2 separate regions of the Mus musculus genome follow, and region 1 is linked to region 2. A link is a loop called in an ENCODE intact Hi-C map of the cell type or tissue named here. Cell type or tissue: heart. All regions are shown on one strand. Links, peaks and the distances in the headings refer to the core of each region. The heading gives the core; the rest is flanking DNA. Region 1 overlaps A730004F24Rik (RIKEN cDNA A730004F24 gene). Region 2 overlaps Gm35546 (predicted gene, 35546).

Evidence for each region. Hi-C counts contacts between places; a loop is a spot of excess contacts. Peaks named below come from ENCODE experiments on the same cell type or tissue, not always from the same donor. Only the 100,000 strongest peaks of a DNase experiment are listed, where the experiment ranks them.
Region 1: a loop joins it to region 2, with 1.9 times the contacts of the local background. A loop is called at or near these places in 3 of 42 quality-filtered maps.

Annotation. Positions count from the first base shown.
Region 1 is chr1:186,544,076-186,555,772 of GRCm38, reverse strand. The region is part of intron 1 of A730004F24Rik (RIKEN cDNA A730004F24 gene); the gene reads left to right. Among named protein-coding and RNA genes, the nearest start is that of A730004F24Rik, 8.8 kb to the left of the region's middle. In heart, for the core only: a CTCF peak has its summit at 5,326 (motif pointing left); no DNase peak of the experiment used is centred there; H3K27ac peaks cover 842 bases; H3K27me3 peaks cover 1,247 bases.
Region 2 is chr1:186,605,006-186,616,702 of GRCm38, reverse strand. It overlaps Gm35546 (predicted gene, 35546), which reads right to left. Exons shown (of 4, transcript NR_168305.1): 4 at 2,194-3,130. Among named protein-coding and RNA genes, the nearest start is that of Gm35546, 24 kb to the right of the region's middle. In heart, for the core only: no CTCF peak of the experiment used is centred there; a DNase peak (open chromatin) is centred at 6,622; H3K4me3 peaks cover 807 bases; H3K27ac peaks cover 1,988 bases.

The DNA of each region.
Region 1 (11,697 bases), core at 1,272-9,271, 60 kb after region 2:
GAAGAGGAGCTGGCCCGACAGGCAGAATAAAGGAATCCGAAGCACCACTCAGTTCAGCTTCCAGGCAGAGAAACCATGCAAGGGACACCTCTACCTTTCAATGGTGGTTGTTCAAACACAAGGGGCCCCACTTGGCCAGTGTTTGTTCTTTATCTAGACTACCAAGAGCTGTTGGATTTGTTAGTGCCAGCTGGAAATCACTGTCGTCATGGTGGTTTTCAAGGGACTCACTTTTAGATTAGGGGCATGATCACACACCACTGGTACATGTACTTCTGGGGCAGGTGACAGCTATGTTACTTATTCTTCCTTACAATCAAAGAGGGGTTTAGCAGTTTTCTTGGTATTGTCATGGAAGCAGGTCTCAAGAAAAAAGACAGAAGTGGCTGAACCATGTTTAGGGATATGAACCACCTAAGGTGTTTACATTAGACAGTAATATTTCTCTACTGGGAAAAGTTACATACTTACGCAGTAACACACTTGGTTCGATCATTGGCTTTACGTTTATGGGCACTTGGAGAGGGCATCTTCAAGTTTTTTTTGTGACAAAAATAATACTTCAACAGAGACCCATCTGTCTACATCAGACCTCATGTTAGGAGCTTGTAATGAAATCATGTGTTCTTGGCAGGGTAGAATGAAGTAGCTATTTGGTTCTGGTTTGAAATGAGAGAGCCGACACAAAAGTAATTAATTTGTTTAGCCCAAGATCAGTCCTGGAAACACCAGAATTAAGACTGTCGTGCGATGTTACCGATGCCTGCCTTCTAATTTTTATTACATTTTAATGGGGTTATTAAGAGGTAGGCTGTGCCACCAGCCAAAAAGCCCTGAGGAGAAGCAGAAAACGAGACATTCGTTGACATTTGGTAATTAATCATCCCCTGTCTCCTTTTGAATTTTAAGCCAGATGGACAGTGGGATAAGATAAATGAGCAGTCAGCCCCTCCCCCACCTGAAACAGAAGGTTGGAAAACATGGTGGAGAGGACAGGGGCTTTCAAGGGGCTTCCCTGTAGGTGGAGCCAATTTCCTCCCCCAGCGGCAGGCAGCCCTGCGACTGGCTAGCTGAGTAGTCACAGAAGCACCTAGAGTCTGCATGGAGGGGCACAGACATCCTGTTCAGGGCCCTCCTCCATCCTTTCCAATCTTGGACATCACTCTTATGCTCAGGAAATGAATGAAGGACAGAAAGGTCACGCCACTTTTCTCCCGGTTTTTTCTTTCCTAGGAGTAGGATGGAACGCTTCTCCCTTTCAAGGAAACAGGGAGATCTGCCATTTGTTTCGCGTGAGAGAAAGTAACTGCGTTCTCAGACCTTTCTAGTTCAGCTTTGAAGGGAAGATTCAAGATCATTCCCCATTAGCGACCCCGTTTCAGGTGGTAGACCCTGTGGTCAGATCCAAGTCTGTCACGTGTGAAAGCAGAGTTGATGTGAACACATCTATTCATAGCTAGACAACTGGGCTCCATGAGGAAGTGAAATATTGGTTACTTTCAATTGTCTACGTGACACTACCTAGAGTCAACAAGGAGGAGCATCTCAATGAAGAACTGTCTACATTGGACTGGCCTGTGGGCAGGTCTGTGGGAGATAGTCTTAAGCTAACCAGCTTGAGATGATGCAGCCCCATGGGTAATACCATCTCCTAGGCAGGGAGTCCTGACCTGTACCATAGTGGAGAATAGAGCTTAGCAGAAGCAGGGGAGCGAGCACACATGCATTTGTTCATTTTTCTCTGCTCTTGACTTGTCTGTGAAATGACCAGCTGTTGCAAGTTCCTGATACCCCGACTTCCCTGTAACAGTGGTTTGAAACCTGGGATGGTGAGCTAAAATATACCCCTTTCTTCTCAAAGCTGCTTTTTGTCAGGGTGTTTTATCACAACCACAGGGAGGAAACGAGGATGAGCGTGAAAACAGTTTTCTAACTGGACTGAAAACTAATGAGAAGTTTAAAAAAAAATCCTGTGTTTCCGTTTCATTAGGGAGAATAAGGAAGACTCGGTCAGAGCACTTGGTTGAAGGGTAGATGTTAATTTAGGTGAACATGGCACATCACAGAGGACGACAGACATAAATCAAAAGAGATGATATCACAGTTACAGATAAATACTCGCGCTAAAGATGCCTTTGATATTAGTAGAAACTGTTGACTAATTTGGTTGGGCCTGGCACAGGGAGACCACATCAGAACACCTGTCATCATACTGAGGGATGAGCCCACGTGTTCAGACTCCACAGAATTTGGTACGTGAGCCAGCTGTGTTGTTCTTACGATATTTAATTGAGAGAAGAGACTGAACTCAAAGTTGAGTTTGGTTCCTTTTAAGGTAAGTGGCAGCTAAAGTCTGGACTGCATGGTGTGTCTTCCATGTTGGAGATACGCTTACAGGGATGAGGTCAAGAGTGGGGCTTACTATGTTGTGAACAGCTTGGTGGGACATCCCAATGTTATGTGACTGATGAGGTTAGGCTTTCAATGATTATTGACTTTATTGAAGATTCTTCAAGGTCATCAATGTCGCTGTCACTCTTCTTCTTCTTCTTCTTCTTCTTCTTCTTCTTCTTCTTCTTCTTCTTCTTCTTCTTCTCCTTCTTCTTCTTCTTCTTCTTTTAAATAAGGATACACATCAATCAGCCTTACCATCAAATGACCCTTTATAGAGACAAGGACTTGAGTTCCTTGAGTAACAGTTGCACGCTGTGAGCCTAGGGCAGTTGCCCTGTTCATCCGCTTCACAGATATTTTCTTAAGCACCTACATCTTTTCAGCACAGGGCATGATTTCTTCCTTTTTGGGATCCAAAACCTAGTGGGGAAGACAGACCACAAAGGAAGTTATTACCGCCAAGTGCAATAATGCTATTTTAGGGGACACACAGGAAGGAGCATGTGGTGGTGTAGAAAAGAAGATACATGTGTTTGGAAAGGTCGGATAGAGTTTCCTCATGCTTTTAACCAAGACGTAACAGGTTCAAAGTATCCACGGGAACCAGGCCTTCACTAAAAGGTAACTTGGTCAGAGTGGTGTAAAGACATGTGTTGGGTGGAGAAACGGGGAAGCAGAGATAGGAGGAATGTGGTGGAATGAGTCTGGGAAAATAGTTGTTTTGTTTCTTCAAACGAAATAGCAAAACTAATGTCTGTCTCAACATGCATATCTTGATAGTCAAAGATGAAGTGTGGCAGGCTCAGGAAGCCCTGCAGGAAGTGTAAAGATTGGATGAGACTCCGGGGAGTGTATCACTGACCAGGACAGTGCCTCGGACCCATGGGAACTGGCAAAGCCTCCCTCAGGGCAGTCAGGAATGGCCAAGGCTGGGAAAGTGTTTGATCTGTGTGTGCAAAACTAGTAACTGTAACTCTCCTCCTCCTGGATGTTTGCAGCCTAGGACTGATCACCTACAGAGACCCTCTAGGGAGCCCGAGATAACCCCTCCTAGCTAATCCTTACCCTGAGCTGAACAAACATGCTGGGACTCAGGGTTGGGTTGTTGATAGTCGGTGCTGCTCCATCAGTATGAGCGTGCCCCACCTGACCCCAGATCCTCTGTACAGAGGTCTTTCCTTTTCTTCATTCCCATGTCAATGTGGTCAGGCTTCCAGGACCAAGCCTGGCTTACGAATCAGCTTCTAATGACAAATTACTACAAAAAGGCTAACCAACATTGCTAGTGGCTTGGCTACAGAATTGCATCTAATTTTCCAATAGCAAAAAACGCTTTTGAGCAGAACTATCCTCCAGTTATCTTATTGACTAACATTACAGAAAAGCAAGGCTTCTGAACGAAGAAACAAACGTCAACGAAACAGCATATTAAAGTGTGTGTGTGTGTTCATGTGTGTCCGTGTGTGCATTCTCTTTCTCATAAATTTTCATCTATGCCTTTGTTAATTCAACATGTGGCACACATGGTCTACTGGTGGAAGCTCTTGTCCAGAACCCTCAAATCCCATCATCTAGGCATTCGATGCACATGGACAGGATTATAACCCCTCTGAGCAGTTGTTTTCTGCTCCATTACCATAAATTTTTAGCCCATTAGAAGGAGAGTTGAATCAGGCTTAAATTTTTTTTTAAGCCCACTTTGTGTACTTTCTGGTTTTGTTCCCAAGAATAATAAATTTTAGCAAAGCACTGCTTGCCATCTTCACACTAGCTGGCCAGTATTTGTCCTCTGCTGGATAAACCCAAAGCCTGGGATTCTGTGCCCAGCATGTGGCTCAGATCACTCCATAAGCCTATGGTTTTTGTATTTTTATGTTTTCTTCCTCTAATGAGAGACCCCAGTGCACTAAGTGCTTGGCCCGCTTAGTCATGTTGCTCTGACTTCCAATGGGTTTTGTGTCTTCTAAGGAAAGGTAGGTAGAGTGGGTAGATAGGGTCTCAGACTTTCTCTACTCCTTTTCCAAGCTCTGGAGCTTCTGGGGGAGTGTGGATGAAGTTTGGAGCCAGAGGCATGATGTGAAATGATCGTTAGCATTTCAAGTCTTATATTTCTCTTTAAAATACAGAAGGGGAAATTCCTCAAACTACATTATGTTCAGGACAGATAGTTGGTGTTCATTAAGACTTATCTGTACTGTAGTTTTTGGCACTGACTGCCTTTATTGTTTTTAGAATCACTGATGTCTTTAACTTTGAAGTATTTCCTTTGATACCTGGAAAACTGGGGGGTCTGAGTGAGGTGCCCAAGTTTCTGATGTCTAGGTTGGAAAGCAAACTGTGAAGGACCACATAGAAAGAACATGCAGCCAGCTACTTTGGAAAGTTGCAGAGAGCACACGAGCAACTTTTTTTTTTCCTGTTCCAGAGAAGTCTAGTTAACCAGGAATGTTCCCTTGTTCCCTGGGAGTCTGTGTATGTGTTTGTGTATGTATGCATGGTGGTAGGGGGCAACCAATGAGCCGTAACAATGCGATTAAACAAGGCTCTGGCCTGAGCTGTTAGACCCTTTGCTTTCCAATATCTACCGGTCTTTCTTTGGCAGAGTACCTGGAAATCTCAGATGTCCTTGGAAGCTGGTCACACTCTCTCTTTGTGGTTGCTGTGGCCAGTGTCCAACCAGCCAGCTCTAGCTTCTGCTTTGGAGGATTGGACTGTTGAATCTGAGCCCGACTGCCTGCCAGGAACCTGGCTGCTTAGCTGGTCCTCACCACTTCTGGGGGTGGGGAGGGGGTCGCTATGATGACCATATCGAACCACTATGATGATTGCTGCACAATGAGCATGGTGGTCCTCACTGCTCTGTAGCATGTTGGGAGATGGTCTCTTCATTTCCAGAATGGCCACACTCTCATTTTGTAGAGCGCCCCCTAGTGACACCACAGTTTTGTTTGATTGCCTCTCCTGCCTGTACATGACTATGAACTATCTAGGTGTCCTCAATTTAGTGAACAAAAAGGGAACAAAATATACAATTGAATTTGAGTTTTAGATCAGTATTTTTTATTTTAGCATAAATATGTCTTCATTGTTGAGCAAAGCATATTTAACCTAACACTTTTTTTTGTTGTTGTGATCTAAAATTCAGTTTAACTATGTGTCATGTGTAGTGCTGGCAACTTTGTACGTCCTGAGTCCATATTAATACCTTGCCATATCCTGGCCCCCCATCATACTTACCGTGTAACTGCGATAACAGACTATGCAAGGAGAATATAGATCTTGTTCAGTTTCTTAGGTTCTTCGGAAGGGAACACCAGGCAAAGCAGAGGTGGACCAGGGCAGGGTTAATACATATAAAAGGTATGTTCCATTTATGGCCATAAATACTAGCTCTCTAGTATTATAACCCGGATTTCCATATGTGTGGACCATGAATTTGGTGAATAAGCAGGGTTTCACACCTTTCATTTGCATACAATAGATGATAGAATTTAATGATGCAGATGTCTGGATTTTGGAAAAAAAAATCAAAGTATTTACCCATATTATTTGGAACATACTATGTCATTTCTTGGAAAATTCAGTATGGATACATATTCCCAACTTGCTCTTCCTGACCTAAACTGTAAGAGCACTATTTGTTTTTCACAGCAATCACATAAAATATTGTCAATTCTGGGGGAAAAATGGTTTGATGATTTCTCAGAAATTAAATGTAAACCCTCCATATAACAACAGGCCACTTCTGGGTAGATAGCCAGAGGAATGGAAAGCCAGGACTGGAACACACGCTTTGGTTCTCATGTTTACAGCAGGAGGATTCACGATAGCCAAACAGGAACCAACACGGCTGTTCGCACATTGACAGATCAGTCTGAACTCAAATGTTCATCAGTGGTGCTTGACAGACTGTAGTATGGATGGACATGTGACTGGATGTTACTCAGCCTTGAATAGGAAGGGATTACGACACATGCCACAATGCACAGACTCTCGAAACTATATACACTGAGTCCCCAAAAGGCAAATACTGTGTGAGTCTGCTTATATGAGGAACCGAACCTTCTGTGAACTCGCCAATGAAGAGAGGAGAATCGAGACTGCCGTCGGTATGGGGTTCAGGTAAAGATCATTGTGCAGGGATGAGAAAAAACGTCCTAGAGTTCTGTGGCTAAGCAATGTGGAAACTTTAGCACTGTGTTATGGTGTGCTTAAACGTGCTTACCGTTGGTTCAGATGTTACGTTTTGCTAGCTTGAACAAAAGAAAGTCTACCTTCTTGATTTTTCTCTAACTCTATGCAAGCAGTGTTTATCTGCTTAAGACTGATTGGCCAGGCAAGTCCCTCCGCTCACTCCCATTAGACAGGCAAGTTCCCCCCGCCCCCCACGCCCATTAGACAGTCCTGCCAGGGAGCTTCATGTTCTCTCACCATGGACTTTCACCTGGTTCTGGCCTTTGTGGTTGGATTTAACATGTCTCAGCTTCAGCTGACTGCAAACACATTGCTTCCATAATTTGGATAAAAACAGGAGGGAGTTTGTCCTTTGTTTATACATAATTTTGGAAAATTAGACTAATGCGGGAGTTAGGGGGATAAGAATAGTTGACATCAGTGAGGAGAACAAACATTTTAAGATAATCTTATAAAGAGCTATACAAAACGTACCCAGTCTCTGAGCCGTGCATTTCCCCTGGTTTTAGTTATATCCATTATCCCAGAAATGCAAAGCCCCAACCGAGACACTTAGCTTCTAAATGGAGGGAATGAAAAGTGTAGAAAACCCAGATGGCCACAGTTAGCTCTCCCCTGCTGTAGGTTCGATCTGGCGCGGCTACCAAATGCCTGAACATCCAAAGCCTCTTCCTCAGAATGGTGTGATTGGGAAGTGGCAAGGAGCGTGAGAGGGAGACCCCAAAGGGGGTCTGAGGTTAAGAGAGCCCTCAGAGGGGTAGCTTTCTCTCCTCTTCTGTCAAGGCACTGAGGTAAGTGGCTTCCTCCACTGGCCACTCCATCAGATGGTGTTCCTAACTCCAACATCAGAAGACGTTCCCTAAGCACAGGCTGAAAGGGAAACTCTAAAACCTACGCCAGAAAGACATCTTCCCCTTTACTAGGTCATCTCAGGTATTTGTTACAGTAACTGCAAGCTAGTTCACACAACCACTGCTCAAAGCAATAGTAAGATATCTAAAAGTCAACAGATAATTTATTATAATTCTATAGACTAGTATGCAACTTCCTTAAACATCCTCTTTAACACAATGTCAATACCTCTCTTTTGGTCAACTATTCTCCAGCTAAGTATCATTTGATGTGTTTGTTTCTCTTAGAATCATTTTAATTCACACGGGGATAAAACAAAACAAAACAAAACAAAACAACCCTCAGATTTTATAACCAAGAGTGGATGATTTCTCGGCTATGCAATCTTGCCAGGAAGTGGATCTGCTTTTGCAAAACTTTACTGGAGGGAAAGCAAGCAGGAGTCTTCAAAGAGCTGGGAACTTTTGACGTTTTGTGTAAAATATTTTGGAGAAAAATGTTCAATATAATACCTCTCATTTTAAGTACTGAGGGTCTAAGGACTCAAGCCGATTGCATAATAAAATAGAATCCTACTATTTCCATAATCCCATTCATTCACTAGGGAAATACAAACCACATAATTACTCTGCCCCGTGGCATTCTTGATTTGATCTCAGTAAATGAGTGATCAGATGCACCCGTAAAGAAACCATCATGAAGACTCGATTTCCCCGGTAGTCTTTCTTTGGTTTGAACAATCTAGAGAATTATCTAAGTGTTCACAGCACCTTAGTTTGGACTACGAACACTGGACGACAATCCCCACGCCCATGCTGGAGAACAGCTAGGCCATTAGTCCTTAAGTGCCAGACCTCGCTCCCCGCCAAAGGTCTTACGGCTTGTTTTCAGGTTTCTGTGTCCTTGCATATTCACAGTTAGGGCCCATCAAGACCCACGCAAGCCTTCCCTCGTGTGACCACAAGCTGGCACCTGCCTGGACACAGGAAGTGCTCCACCATTTGGGACGCTTTATCTCTCGCTTTCCTAATTAACAATTCTACTAAACAATATTTATTACCCTCCCCATATTCTCTTTATACAAACTCTCATGGAATGCTATCCAAATTCTTCAAATGACAACAAAACACTTGGAACAAGAACAGGGCAGAGGGCAGGCGTGGAAACAGCGGGGCGAAGTTACACCACCGAATGGCCGGTTAACAAAGGTGAGCAGAGGGGAGTCTACTGACAGGCTACATCGTCTAAACAAAAGAAACGCTCCACTGTAATCTAGAGGCAGGAAATAATAATGTCCGCAGAGAAAGGTTTTCCATCTTGTTCCCGCAGTAATAAAATCTCACCACGTGACTTGTAATCAGCCTGTAACTTCATCCATGCGATACCACGGCCTTTGTTCTCTTTCTTTCGCGTTGCCTGGGAAGACTTTACAGTTCCATTGGGAGTGGGGGGGGGGGGTCAGGAAAAGATCTGCTTGGTACAATTTAAGCTTTTCGAGAGCATTTATCCCTCTCCCCTTGCCCACAACCACAGCCAACTGCCGTTCCTGTTCCTCCCCTTTGAAAGAAAGACTGGCTGTACCTGCTCTTTCATCCTCTGTGTGGAAAATGTCTATCAGCTGGAAACCCTACAACTCTTAATTTTGAAGGATTTTCGTTGTAAGCTGTTGGAGGCCTGAGCTAAGGTTTCCGGCAAAGGCAACTTCAGTATTTGAGTCTGGTTTCTAACCCCCACCTCTGTCCTGCAGGGCTGGCATTCTAAATGCGGAAGCTCTTTAGCTATTGTAAGTTTATGCTCGCGGGTATCTGATAGAAGTTCCTGGAAACTGACACTTAAAAAATAGAGGAAGAAGAAAAGAAAGAACGAGAAAGGAAGGAAGGAAGGAAGGGAGGGAGGGATGGAGGGGAAGAAAGAAAGAAAGAAAGAAAGAAAGAAAGAAAGAAAGAAAGAAAGAAAGAAAGAAAGCAAGCAAGCAAGCAAGCAGAAAGGAGATATTGAATCCAGCGGCTTACAAAAAGATTAGAAACGTTCACTCCAGATGGAAAATTTTATGGGAGCTGGAGAAAAATGTATAAGTGAAATATCAGTATCATAAAATAACAGGAAATAGTGTAATCTACCTGATGGAGAAAATTGTCACTTTAAAAAATGTCTTCTAATTTCCTTCAAAATTGTTCTTGTTTGTGAGCCAATAAAGTGTAGCTAAGCTGACCACGGCTTTCTGTCTGCCAAGCTCACGGTTGCCAACAGAACCTCCGTGTGTGTTTACAATTGAAACTTTTCCATTCTATTTTTCTTCTAATTAAAACAAAACCACCCAGGGGCAGACAGAAATCATGCAATAAGAAAAGAAAATTGCTAATAATCTGGGTGAATTAGGATCCCAACGTTTTGAGGAGAATCAGAGTGAGGGCAGCAGCCCTGGGGGTGGAGCACATTTGGGGTCAACCTGAAGAAGTGAACCAGGGAAATCTGTGTTTTCCTTTAATAGGTAATAATAATAATACAACTTAGTTTAAGTATGTGCATGGTAAAGGAGAATTCAGCAGGTAACTGCCCAAGGCATGCACTCTGCGGAAATATATTAATTCCACTTTTCTTCATCTCTTCTTTTTTCTCCTTTCAGCTCCCTAGATTGGATTTCATAACTTAGTTTTCTGAATAGATGAAGAAACACATTCCTGGTTGCTTGAGTAGGGTATTACCAGGCTTAATTTCCTTTATCTATGAAGATTATTCTTACCGGGATAATTGTAGCATTCCCAACAGTAAGGGTTAGGATTGGGTTTACAGCCCATTACACACACACACACACACACACACACACACACACACACACACACACGTACGCATGCACTCACGCATGCATGCCTGATGTGCAGTTTGCTCAGATAATGCAAGAGTAACAGTCAATGGGGAGATGAACTAGAACTGGAAGGCATAAGCAGAGATGTAAACAGTGATAGGAGTCTGGGGCTGGAGAGACGTTCAGAGGGTAAGAGCACTTGTTGCTCCTGCAGAGGACCCAGGTTCAGTTCCCAGCACCCACATGGCAGCTCACAAGCATCTGTAACTCCAGTTCCAGGGGACCCAATATTCTCTTCTGACTTTTTGTGTGCTCCATGCACACACTGGAATGGATGTACATCCAGACCAAACACTCATATACATACAAATAAATAAAAATTAAAAAGACAGACCGATGAAGAATTGAAGGTGAAATACATAGGAAGGGTCCATCAGGTAAAGCATCAGCGAGCTCAGGAAGTGGGAGAATAGAGATGGGAATGGGACCCAGTGACATCATCTTGGAAGAGTGACATTTCTCTTGCACCATTAACATGCAGGAACAAGGCATCATTTCATAACTTTGGATACATTTTATTTTTAAAAATCCTTTAAAAGTATGTGTATATGAATGTGTATGACTGCATAAATGTGTGATTTGTATTACGTACACAGTCCAGATCTGCATAGTGAGATCTGGAGCTGGCGTGAACAGGAGGTGGTGAGCCATCTGATGTGGGTGCTAGGAACATGTCTTCTCAAAGAACAGAACTTACTCTTAAGTGCTGAGCCATCTCTTCACCCTGTATACATTTTTAAATAACACTCTGTACATTCACCAGCGCATTCACTAATTTAACAGATATTTATCCTACTATGGGAATGATGTGGAGAGAGACCAGGGAAACAATCAGTACATATCTCCCACGGAGTGGCTATGTTGCCAATCTGATGATATATTTGAGCACTCTGCCATCTTTGAGAACTTGTTGACCTTGGACTGTTGGCTCTAGCTGCAAACTGAGCAAACCATCATCAGAAGGTTTTAGGAGAGATGTCAGGATATACACTGAAGGAAGTTCAAGTATGCCTGTAAAACATTCAACAAAGATAACAGAATGGTTGTGATTTTTCCAAGGGAACAGTAGGACAGTGAGGAAGAGAGAAAGGTTTTGCTTCTACCAGCGTGAAGATGAGAGGGAAAGAAGCAGTTCTCATGCTTCAGTGGCATACACAGGTCCACTCATGGACACAAGGACTGTCTTTGGAAGGTACGTGCTTTGGCTAGTCACAGAAGGCACAGGGGAGAAGGTCTCTGTGAGAAATGCAGGTGAGCATCAAGTTCTTGGGCTTCCACAGTTCTTCAGTCTGCTCTGGAAGATTAACTCTGGAGGGAAGGACAGAGATCTGTATGTAGCTCAGTGAGACCTGCAGACCCCAGAAAATCCAGACACAGCACAGATAAGTGAT
Region 2 (11,697 bases), core at 2,016-10,015:
TGTATCTGCAACAATTTAGGTGATGCCAGCTGGCCCTGATGTCTATAGTATAGAAAGTGGGGAGTCAAAAGGAGGGATTATTATAGCTTCAGGAAAGCCCCTGGATTTCTAACGTTGGCTGCTGTGTCAGGCTCTCCCTGAGTCCTCACCTTATATAAGGTTGAGACTCCTCTTAGTACAGATGGAACTGGCCTGAGGCAACAATAGAAGCTGCACTCCTCAGTACTAGGATTAGGTCATGAAAGATAATCATATAATTTTCACCTGCTTCTCTTGAGACGCTCCTGCAAGAAAACTGGCCATTGCGCTTTAGGAAGCTCAAGCTATCTGAAGAAACCATGTTTTTATGACTCAAGCCAGCATGCACAGCTAAGGTCCAAGCTGACGGTCACATCAGCCCTGAATCAGTAAATGAAGAGGGCTGCACATGCTTCCATCAGGCCCACTGACTTCCTTAAACTACTCAAAGGGCTTCTGACAGAAACCACCGGCCAAAGCCTAGTCAATACCAAAAACTACAAAAAGCAATAATGACAAAAGACAACTATTGTTGAAGATGGTTTTGTTCTGTTTTTGTGATTTTTTTTTTCTGTGTGTGTAGGTAAAGGACAACTTGTGGCAGGTGGGTCCTTGGGGTTGAACACAGGTTGTCAGGTTTGGTGGCAAGCATCTTTACCTGGTGAGCCATCCCTTAGCCCTACAAGCAATGAGTCTATTTCCAAACAAGTCAGTCTTCTGTAGCTCCATGCCTTAGAACAACGGGGCTTACAATTCACCCCTGTCAATGGAACTCAGAGCTGTTGAGGAGCATGAGTAGTTATTTCCAAAGGGGCTCACGGAATAGTATTTCTGCATTCAGAAAAGAAAAAAGAAAAAAGACGGCTTTACCAACCTCCTAATGACTAGATAGTTCTGCTGGCAATGAGTAAATATCAGGGCTAATTATACTGCATTGTTACCCAATTTCCTGAAAATATCTACAGCTATGGAAATGGCACAATCCTTACTACCTGTCTCAGGTTTATGTTCCTTCCCATGGTCACTGATCTCAGGCCAGGGTTCACAGTAGTTGGTAGTCTTCAGGATGGCTTTGGGCTTTAAATTGACAGCTTCTCAGTCTATCATGGTCCTTATGAGATAATTTGGAAAAATGGGAAGGAGCGCTTACAATATATATATATATATATATATATATATATATATATATATATATGCATACGCATATACATTCCAAGAAAATCATATGTAGCCCAGTGCCACAAACATAAAGACCATTTTAGTGAGAGAAGATTTCCTGTGACTACAAGTATCTGAAAGACTCTCAAGCAGAAGATGGATACTCAATAATTCCTCATACTAGGAGTCCCATGCTCATTTGTTCAAGAATCCCAGTCACCTTGGCTTTATTTGTAAAGTAGGAGATGCTTGTGTCCCTGCCTAGCTCTCCAAATGCAAGGTTGCAGGTCTCTAAAGGATTCTCTTTAGCCTCCAACCCATTCCCTGATGGGAGCCTGGCCCAATCTCTTGGGAAAAATGTCAACTATCAATCATGAGATGTTTAGAAGCTCACAGTCTGCTATTTTCCCAAAAAGATGTAGCCTAGGACAAAAACAATTTCTTCACATGATGGCGCCAGAAAGAGATTGGAATGGAGGTCTGACGAGCGGGGCTGTCTGGGAGTCATCACCACAACTAGGCATTTCCTGTGGGCCTTCGTTTGGCATGGGAATTCTCATACTAACGTCTTGCGAAGAGAGACCTTCCTTCTCTCCACGCCCCCCCCCCCCCCCCGGAGGCAGTTATTAACTGCCCCTCTCCAGCTGATGGAAAGTTCTGGTTTTGTGATAGTCAGCTCAATCTCAAAACCTGGCTAATTTTACCTCCAAAATTAAACAGATTCATTGACAAGCTTAGGGTCCCCAAATAATATTATAGTGTTTGTTTTGTTTTGCTTTGCTTTGTTTTGTTTTTGGTAACAACATGTTGGTGTTTGACTGTGTATTTTAAATTAGAACTATTTATGGAAAAAGAAGAAAGTTATCTGAATTTATGATGTATGAAATGATCTTTGAGCTATTTTGCTGTAGTGTTTGGTCCAAATGCATGTCCTTCTACCTGTGTCTGTCTGTCTATCTATCTGTCTGTGTGTCTGTCTGGTGAGGATAGCTGTAGAGTGAGTAAGGAAAGGGTTGATCCATCTGAAGAGCTCTGTATTCATCACAGCTTGCATACCAGACCAAGAGGGTCACAATCTCTCCTTAAAGAAAACAGACCTTAGATGAACATACGAGAATTCAAGGTTAAGTTCACAATTCATGGCACAGACTAGGTGCTCACCATATGCCAGCCTCTTTTCTTTTCCTTAGATGCCAACCTCATAGCATCACTCTTAGTAGTAGATCATCACCTAAAGACAAATTTCATATATTCTGCACCCTCTTACAAGGAGGCCTTCTTGACAGCTGTCACCTGGTCCTCAGATAATAATTGTATAAGTTGTTCTTCAATAATGAGTCTCACATAAAGGGATCCCAGGCCCTCAGCCCCTTCATCTGTCCTTGCAACTCTCAAATTTCCTTTTTTTAGAAAGCTGCCTGGGTGAAGAATACTCCAGTGGACAACTGTCATTCTGTGATGTCCATGGAGTCAGGGAGAGCAACATCCTGAAAGCCACTGAACCTTGGGGATCTTGGGGATATAGTCATTAGGTTCTGTCCAGGTCTTCAGCCTTTCACGTGATAGAGCACAATTGCTTCTAAGGAATTCATGGGTAAAACATTTTCCACATTTATCCCTCTGAAAGGCTATGTTATATGTGACAACATTCCAATTTTGAGGCACGACTTGTGCCAATCCACACAGGCAATTAGAGCTGACACATTCCATGGGCTATGGGTCAAGTGCTGAAAGAAACCCACAAAGGAAAACTTTACCAAAGGAATCCACCGAAGGCATGATTAGGGGTTCGGAGTGCTGGGCTCCTCTACTGTCTTAGTTGTTCCTTTTGCCTATCCTCTATCCCATGAGTGGTGGCTTGTTGAATGCTGTGGACTACATCTCAGTGTGATTGATAGTAGTGGGGCAATATGGCCATGGTCCATCGAAGCTGCACCTGCAGAGCATGGAGATGCTGAAGAAGAAGGAATCAGTTAAACATGTTACGTCATGGCCGGAAAAGGTGGCACACATCCACCATCCTAGTATGTGGGAGATTGAGATAGGACAGTCTTAAATTTGTTAATTTTTAAAGATATTCAAATTTAAAAGCAAATCATATTTTGCTTGGACAGCTTGAAGAAGGCATGAGGAATGTTTATGAGCAGAGCATCTGTGTTTCAGATACAATGTAAAATACAATCTCTGCACGTTCTCTCTGGTCTCATATACAAAAGACTATGCAATAATTCCTCTTACAGTCAACTGATAAATAACTTTTTTTCTGATGCAATAGAAGGATTTCAATAACAAGATTAGGGGAATGTGGCCCATAGATTATCTTGGCTTCACCAGGGCTAAATTTTCTAGTTGCCCTGAGCAGATCTTGAGTCTTCATGAGCAAGTAGAATTTTCTTCTCCTTCCTCCTCTGCTGTTACTGAGGCTCTGTTCTGTTACTCTTTCACTAAAAAAATCTGTCGTTTGCAGTGTAGGCAAGGCACAGACAGAAAAAAAAAAAAAAAGGAAAATCAGTACTATTGTCAAGGTTTCAAATTAGATGATTCTTAATTAAAGAGTCTGGCTTCACTGTTCTTTATTCATAATTCCTTTTATATCTCCACAATACTTCCTTCCTATACTCCCCTCACAATTTGATTATACCTATTCATCTCCCTTCTTCTTTCCCAGGTTTGTCTCTTAGGGAATAATGCAATTATGAAAATGAACAATTCTGGGTTTCATTCAGTGCTCACTGTGCTGTGTATGGACCTGAGTTCAGATTCCCCAACACCCATGTAAAAAACAAACAACAACAACAACAACAACAACACCCCCAAATCTAAGTGAAGCATCAGGTTCTGTTATTCTAGACAGGAAGCTCTCTAGAAGCTTGCCGTCTCTCAGATCTACCTAACACCCTCCAGGCTCAGTGAGAGAACTGGTCTCAAAAACAAAAATGAAGAAAAAGTGTCACAAATCCCAATTATATAACAATAGAATGAAAATATAAATAATAATATTGATAATATAATGTAGATAGTTATTGAGAAAGACAACCAACATTGATGTCTGGCCTCCACATATATGTACACATACATGGATGTACACTTGCACACTCATTCATGGCTACACACACAGACACCCATAAAAAGTTAGCAATTCTTTGCTGTGAGACATATGGTAACCTCTGTATATAGAAGGGCAATACTGAGTTTGATTTATACAGCTATAAAACAAGGAAAAAAAAGCCATATCTTGGACTATGTACAGACGCCTACAAAAGAGCTATCACAATTCCTGTCATGCCACGAGGAAAAAGCATCAATAAACAATGGCCTACATGGAATGACACACTGTGACCTTGGTTCCTTTTCCCAAAGGATGTAGCCGGAAAGATTCTGGCCTCAACCCCAGAGGATGTTACCATATTCTGGCTTTGGCTGAGATGCTTAAACAGTTACGTGAGCTCCACAGATTCAGCTCTCAAATTCTATAAGATGCTTGTTACATGTCTGTCTCAAACATTCCAGTATCTGTATTTTAAAAAGTACAATGAATTGAATAAAATGAATTTTAGATATGGTATATCAAAATAATTATCACTTTAAAATCACACACACACACACACACACACACACATATATGCATACATATATATGTGTATATATATATATATGGAGAGAGAAAGAGAGAGAGAAAGAAAGAGAGAGAGAGAGAGCTTGATTACTGAGAAATCTTAAACTCGTTTAAGAGTCCTGTCTTTAAGATTTGCTGTGTACGCTATAGGTGTAATATTGCAACCCGAGTGGCTACAGCACTTGTGCCCTGCCACCACATGTTGGTGGTGGCTAATGGATCAGCTAGCACTCCATTGCTGCTACTGAAAAAGTGAAACAGTTACATAGACATATTAGTGAAGAATATAAAATTTCTGAGCTGACTGTGTTTGCTATAGCTTTTGACAAGCTGATACAAACAAGAACCATCTGGGTAGAGGGAACCATAATTGCTTCCATCAGACAAGTCTGTGGAGCATTTTCTTTATTAATGATTGATGTGAGCAGGCCAACCCACCATGGGCAGTGCCACCCCTGGGCAGGTGGTCCTGGCTGAATAAGAAAGCAGGTTGTACAAGTTATGGGGAGCAAGCCAATGAGCAGTGTTTCTCAATGGCTTCTGCTTCAGTTCCTGCCTCTTTGGTTCCTGCCTTGACCTCCCTGGCCTGACTTCTCAGGGATGATCTGTGGTCCACACGTGAAAGATGAACTAAACCGTCCCTCATTCCTCTCCAAGCTGTTTTGGGTCATGGCATTTATCACAACAACAGAGAAGCACACTAAGACACTGGGGAGAGTCCTGTAAAGTCAAGGTCGGTCTGAGTTACGGTGAGTTCCAGGACAGTTGTGTCTATATAGATGTTCTGTCTTAAACCAAACCAAACCAAATTCATGAGTCAATTGGCTTACGTCACACGGGTCTTAGGAGAAGCTAAGAACACACCACGAAGCCGACAATGGTCCTTGAGTCTGTGTCTTCATGTACTATGCAAGCCAGCACAAAGACATATGAAACATGGCAGGCCACATGTCCATGTCTGTCGAAAAGTATCAACCATACTTCTGTAGTACTGTTTCTTCATGTGCCCATGCAATAGACATGTGTTACTAGTATACAATAGCTCATTTTATTCAAAGGATAAACAATCTAAGACCAATAAGCAATGTGCAGAGCTTGGCGGGGTTAAATATAAACCAAAGGCCCTTTCTCTGTCAGGTCATTAGAGTGCTAGCATGTGTCTGCAGTTTAGAACCTGGATGGTGGTAACTACTGGCTGGAAGACTTTCTTAAAAGAGGACCCCCAGGAACAAAGCGTGTGGCACTTACTTAGGCAGGTGTCCAGCATGGCAGCTTAGCCATAGGTATAGGAATGGTACTAGATGAAACATAGCAGGCCACACCTCCACGTCTGTGAAAAGTATCAGCCATATTTCTTTAATACTGTTCCTGCAGATGCCCGTGCAATAGATATATGTAACCAGTATACTAGTTACTAGTCTACGAGTATGCGCCTAGCATATTTGGGATAAAATTCAGTTCCTTGTACTGAGTTTCCTCACGGTGGAAAAGAGGTCTGGCTCTAGAAACAGTTCAGACCCTGCTTTTAGCTTCAGCTTTGTCTTTCTAAAGTGGATGCATTCATGCCATTCAGGCTTATGAGTCTTCTCTTCCTCTCCTAGAAGGCTACAGAACAAGGCAGAAGAGCAGCTTGTGATGCCAGGGCAGTAGAGGCGACCGGTGTGCAAAAGGTAAATGTTCTTCTTTGTCACAGGAGGGGGATTCTAACACAGCCATCCTGAGAGCCAGGGGCAGATCTCTGCCTAGTCACAGCAGGGTGCACACATAGCTGTCCGATGACTCACTACCAAATGCTTCCTAAAAGAGACTCCTTAAGTTACCGTAACATTTCAGAACGGTATTTATAGTGCCAATAGAAAAGAGGTGGAGCCAGGGACTTGGAGCCTCTCCGCACCCTTGCTTTCCTGCCAGCTAGATCTCTCTGTCAGTTTCCAAACCTTCTTTGTTCCCTGACCGGAGGCAGACACTGCAACAAACAGTCTCCTGATGTCCGGGGGGGGGGGGGGGGGGGGGGGGGCGTGGCAGGGCTCTACCCTTGCCGCTATCCCACCAACCCCCGAGCTGGACTCTCCAGTCTGCTCTGCATCTCGATGAAGCTTTTCTCTCTGTTTATTAGCAGTTCAGATGCACTGTCTGGAAATAAGTGGGCAAGCCAGTGGCTGTTTGTTCTGGTGTTCTTCCACTATGAATGATATGTTTTGGTGGCTTTCCATTTGTTACCTAGGATATGACCAAAGGAGGCAGGGGTCTGCTTGAGAGTCCTGGAAGGCTATGAAGGAGGGCTTCCTTGTTGGTAGGATGGGCTAATTGAGTTCTTGATTAACCACTCACTGGCCCCTGCCCACCAGAGCTCAGTGTCCTCCCAGAACACCAGGACTTCTGCATACATATTCTTATTTTAGCTCTTCCCCGGGGGACACATAAATGTATATATCTGTCTACCACTATGCTATGGGATTTTATAGCAATGGCTACATATTAGTATTGCATCCATCACCATTCAACTCACACAAATGGGTGGTCTTGTGAAAAATAAGCATCAGGTTTGCTGCTCAGTGCCTACTGTATCAGATCCATTTTCTCCATCTTAGCTTCGTAACCTCCCAGAGCTGAGCAATACAGTGGTCATTACCTACAGTGGTTACAGATGAGATGGCCGACTCCAGAGACATTAAGTAATGTTCTCTACAATCTCTCTGATTGTAATTGGTGAAGCTAACATTTGCATCTCTGGAGGTCTTATTGTTTACGATCTCCTTCAGTGTCTCCCGACTTCCTTGTGACTGTGACAAGAATGTTTTCCCAGTGTGAATTAAACTAGGAAGATGTGTGTTTGTTGTTGTTGTTGTTGCTGTTGCTGCTGTTATAATCAGGTCTCTCAGTGTAGTGCTGACTAGTTTAAACTTCAAATCCTGCATCCACGCCTCAGTGCCTAGACTGCAGAATTACAGGTGTACACCAACATACCCAGCTTAGAAAACATATTTTTAAAAGAGACTCCTGGACTACATGGGGCATGAAAGCAGAAAGCTCACTGGGGAGCTGGAGGGAAGCAGGATTAGGACAAGAATCACGACATTTACACATTTCTACATAAAAATGTCATAATGAACTCCATTTCTTTGTCTGCCAGCATAAAATAATACACAGAAGTGCAGTATCTTAAAAAGATAGTGCTCCTCTTTGAAAGAGAACACTTGAAGACTTAGTACTCCAAATAAGTTAGTAATTCCATAAAGAGTTTTGAAATGTATTATCATTATGGATAATTTCAAACAGAAACCAAAGTAATAAGAACAGTACAGTGCCTCTCCCTGCTACTCCCAACTATGGCTGGCCTATATCTCTACTTACATTCTGATTTTTTCCCCCCACTGGATTATTTTGAACGTAATACCAGATTTTGTCATTAATTGACAAGTCTTTTTTTTTTTTTTTTTTACTGGCTAGGGTGCAGTTTCTGGAATATAATCACGCCCAGATGATTTGGATAAAAGGAGCAAGAGAAACTGGTTTCTTCCAAGGTTCAGAACTATACACCCACTGTTCTTTCTAGAGTGGGCTGAGAGCTCATGCTATCTTTAGAGTCCATTAGCTCTTTAGGAGTAGCAGATGTCCTCCTATCGTAGTGCGATGTGGGAGACCTGTGAGACAGTACTCCTGTGTCTGAGTGTCTTAGACAGTTCTTAGATGGACTCAGGGCATGGGACACACAAGGACTCCTCTGCTGAGAAGCCTGGGTCAGCACAAGTAAGGGGCACTTTCAAGAGGCATTACTTTCTTTTCTGTTATAGATTTCATATGCGATAATGCAAGGAGATGTCACTCTTTTCAGACACCGGACAAACTTTCAGAGACTGGGCATTGATAATGGCATCAGGAAAGAGAATGTCTGCCCTGAGAGCCCAAATCTTATTGGGAGAAGTAGACACATTTGAATGCGTATAGGGGAGCTTGCACATAGTTAGGAGAAGGTTGGTAGAAAAGCCTCACCTATGCTGGGCTCTCATCGGAAGAAAACGTGTATACTTTTAGTCTTTGTTATGAGTTGAGTTTTTACCATAACTAGGTAATAGCCAGCTGTGTTAGTGCATGCTGGTAATCCTAGAACATAGGAGACTGAGGCAAGAGGATCTGGGTTAGAGAAGTAACTAGTAGGTAAGATGTGGACCATGCAAACATGAGGACCTGGATTCACCCACAGCTCCAGGCACAATGATGTGAGAAGTACTTCTGGTTTTCTGTGTAGTTGTTTATCAAGAAGGTTGCTAGCCAGGCAAGGAAACTCTCTCTCTCTCTCTCTCTCTCTCTCTCTCTCTCTCTCTCTCTCTCTCTCTTTCTCTCTCTCTCTCACACACACACACACACACACACACACACACACACACACACCTCTTTCCTCTGGTTAGCAAATTATATTAGACTATGGAGTCAACCTCCTACCAATGCAATGAGACACAGTTGCCACCTAAATCAGGGATAAAAGACGGGAGCCATCTTGGCCATAGGGTATTGCTAGCCTGGTTTGCGTTCTGGCTAGTGAACTCTAGATTTAAAACAAATCACAAGCCTCCATAAGAACATATTTGTGTGTATCTCTACTTTTCATTCCCAAAACACACGTGTACGCGTGCACACACACCACACACACACACACACACACACACACACACACGTACCCCAAAGTGTTTAAGGCCATCTATCCTGGGCTATATAGTTACACTGTCTCAAAAAAAAATCTAAAAATTGTGAGTGAGTGTGTGTGTGTGTGTGTGTGTGTGTGTGTGCATCCCCAAGAGTGTGAGCACATGCTACAGAAGGTGGAAAGTATATTAGAGGGGACAGGAAGGCATGTTACTAGGGTGAGAACCATTCTGATATCTGTGGCTTTATATACTTTGGAATCTCAGGTCTAAAAATAACTCCCATTTGGAACTGGTTGTTGTTTATTCGTATCCTGGATTTTCCCATTCTTAAAAATACTCTGACATGCATATAAAGACCATGTTCCAAAGGTCAGTGCTCCTTAATCCTGAAGGGAGTGGCAAGTGAATTCTTTATATATCAGTCTAAGAATAGGGCTTGGCACGAGTCAGGTATAGGCCTTAGTGAAAGCGCTTCACTTGCTTATTTTTTTTAAGCCAACCCTTTCAAAAGAAAAGTAAAAGCATCCTTAGTACTGATCAATAACTTCGAAGAATCCATGCATCAAGATCCTTAATATCGACCAATAACTTCATAGACTCCATGCATCAGAATGGTTTTGTCTCAATAGAGGGAAGGAGAAATACTTCAAGAATCCTTTCCCTTGTGGCATTTCAAATTGGAGACTAACACAGCATACGGAAACCTCACAAAAGTGAACTCTTTGAGAAGCTGCTAGAACCCCTCCTCTGATTTTATTTACTTTAAAAAAAAAAAAAAACTTGGGAAGATTCTGATTATTTGTTTCTTGCTCAAGAAAAGATAGAAGACCAGAGTCCTGTCCTACCAGCTGCCCAACTGTCAGAATCCCCTTTGTCCTTCTCTTCCCAACAGTGTCTGGCTCCCAGACTTTCTGAATCAGCATTGTTTCTGCCTTGGTGCTTCTTGTTCCTCTGGTACTGGAGGCCAGGCAAGAGAAAAGAAGGAAGGAAGGAAGGGAGGGAGGGAGGGAGGGAGGGAGGGAGGGAGGGAGAGAGAGAGAGAGAGAGAGAGAGAGAGAGAGAGAGAGAGAGAGAGAAGGAGGAGGAGGAGGAGGAGGAGGAGGAGGAGGACTGGACAGGTTTGGGAGATAGCCCACTGTCCTGCTCTCAGCTCTGGATTCCTTCATAAAGAATGACCTTGACTGACACCTCCTGTTTCCTCTCAGTACCTGTCTGCTTGGAGACTTGAAAACAAGCAAAACCAGGAAGCAGCTTACATCTGAACAACTTAGGGAGGTCAAGTAGGGTTCTTTTGCCTTTCTTTGTTTTTTAAAGGATATATTTCTGAGTGACTCACTGGGCTGCTCAGAACCATTACAAAATGAATCTGGGAGACAAGGAGCCTGCTGAAGCTGTCCCTTCATGCACACAGATGGGGTGCTATACAGCTAGTGGGTCTTTTCACTGTTCCTGCCTCCAGAGTCATAAGCAAAGTGAGAAAGTGACAACGTATTTGGAAGCAACAGTTTCTCCCTGTAAGGCTTGCAGCTTAGTGCCTAAGCCGACCTTCTCCACTAGCACCTAGGGGAAAACCAGAGGCTGTGAATGGTCCTGACTGGGATTTTACCCAAATGAAGCCATGCTGGGAAAAAAAAGCTCTGTGGAAAGAGATTCTATGATGAATTGTGAAAACATTGCTGTTTTGAAATGTACCATCTAGCAATATATTCCTGGCACTATGGGTAGCTTTCCACTTCGCGGGCAAAAATCTAAAGAAGGAACTTCCGCCTCCATGTTTGCAGTTCTAATCCCTCCTCTAGGACCTTCAGATGTCTTCGAAAGTATTTACATGTCTCCGTGATAATTAGTTCTCTGCAGACACCTGTTCTCTGTATTTGGAAGAATTTCAAAGGTCTACTTTTGTAAAACTCTGAACTTTTAAAGATTTTAATCACCTTCAAGACATCAATCCAAGTGTGAAACTAGCTACAATTACGTGTTGGGTTACATCAGCCCCAGGCCCACCCGCTTCTTAGATTCCCCAAACAACTCTGCATTTTTGAGTGTTCATTGCTGCCCCTGTATGCATAGACACCCCCATCCTCGGCTGTCTGGCTTCTCTCCTCAGCACTGGCAATTCCTCTCTAAGGCTGAGCTGAAAAATTCACTCAGGTGATATCATCTTTACCCAGTTGTTCTCCATGGGACTTTTTTTGGTCTCCTGACTTGGTGAGGTGCTACCATCTCACAGTGCACAGTGAAGACCTCTTCTCTAGAACT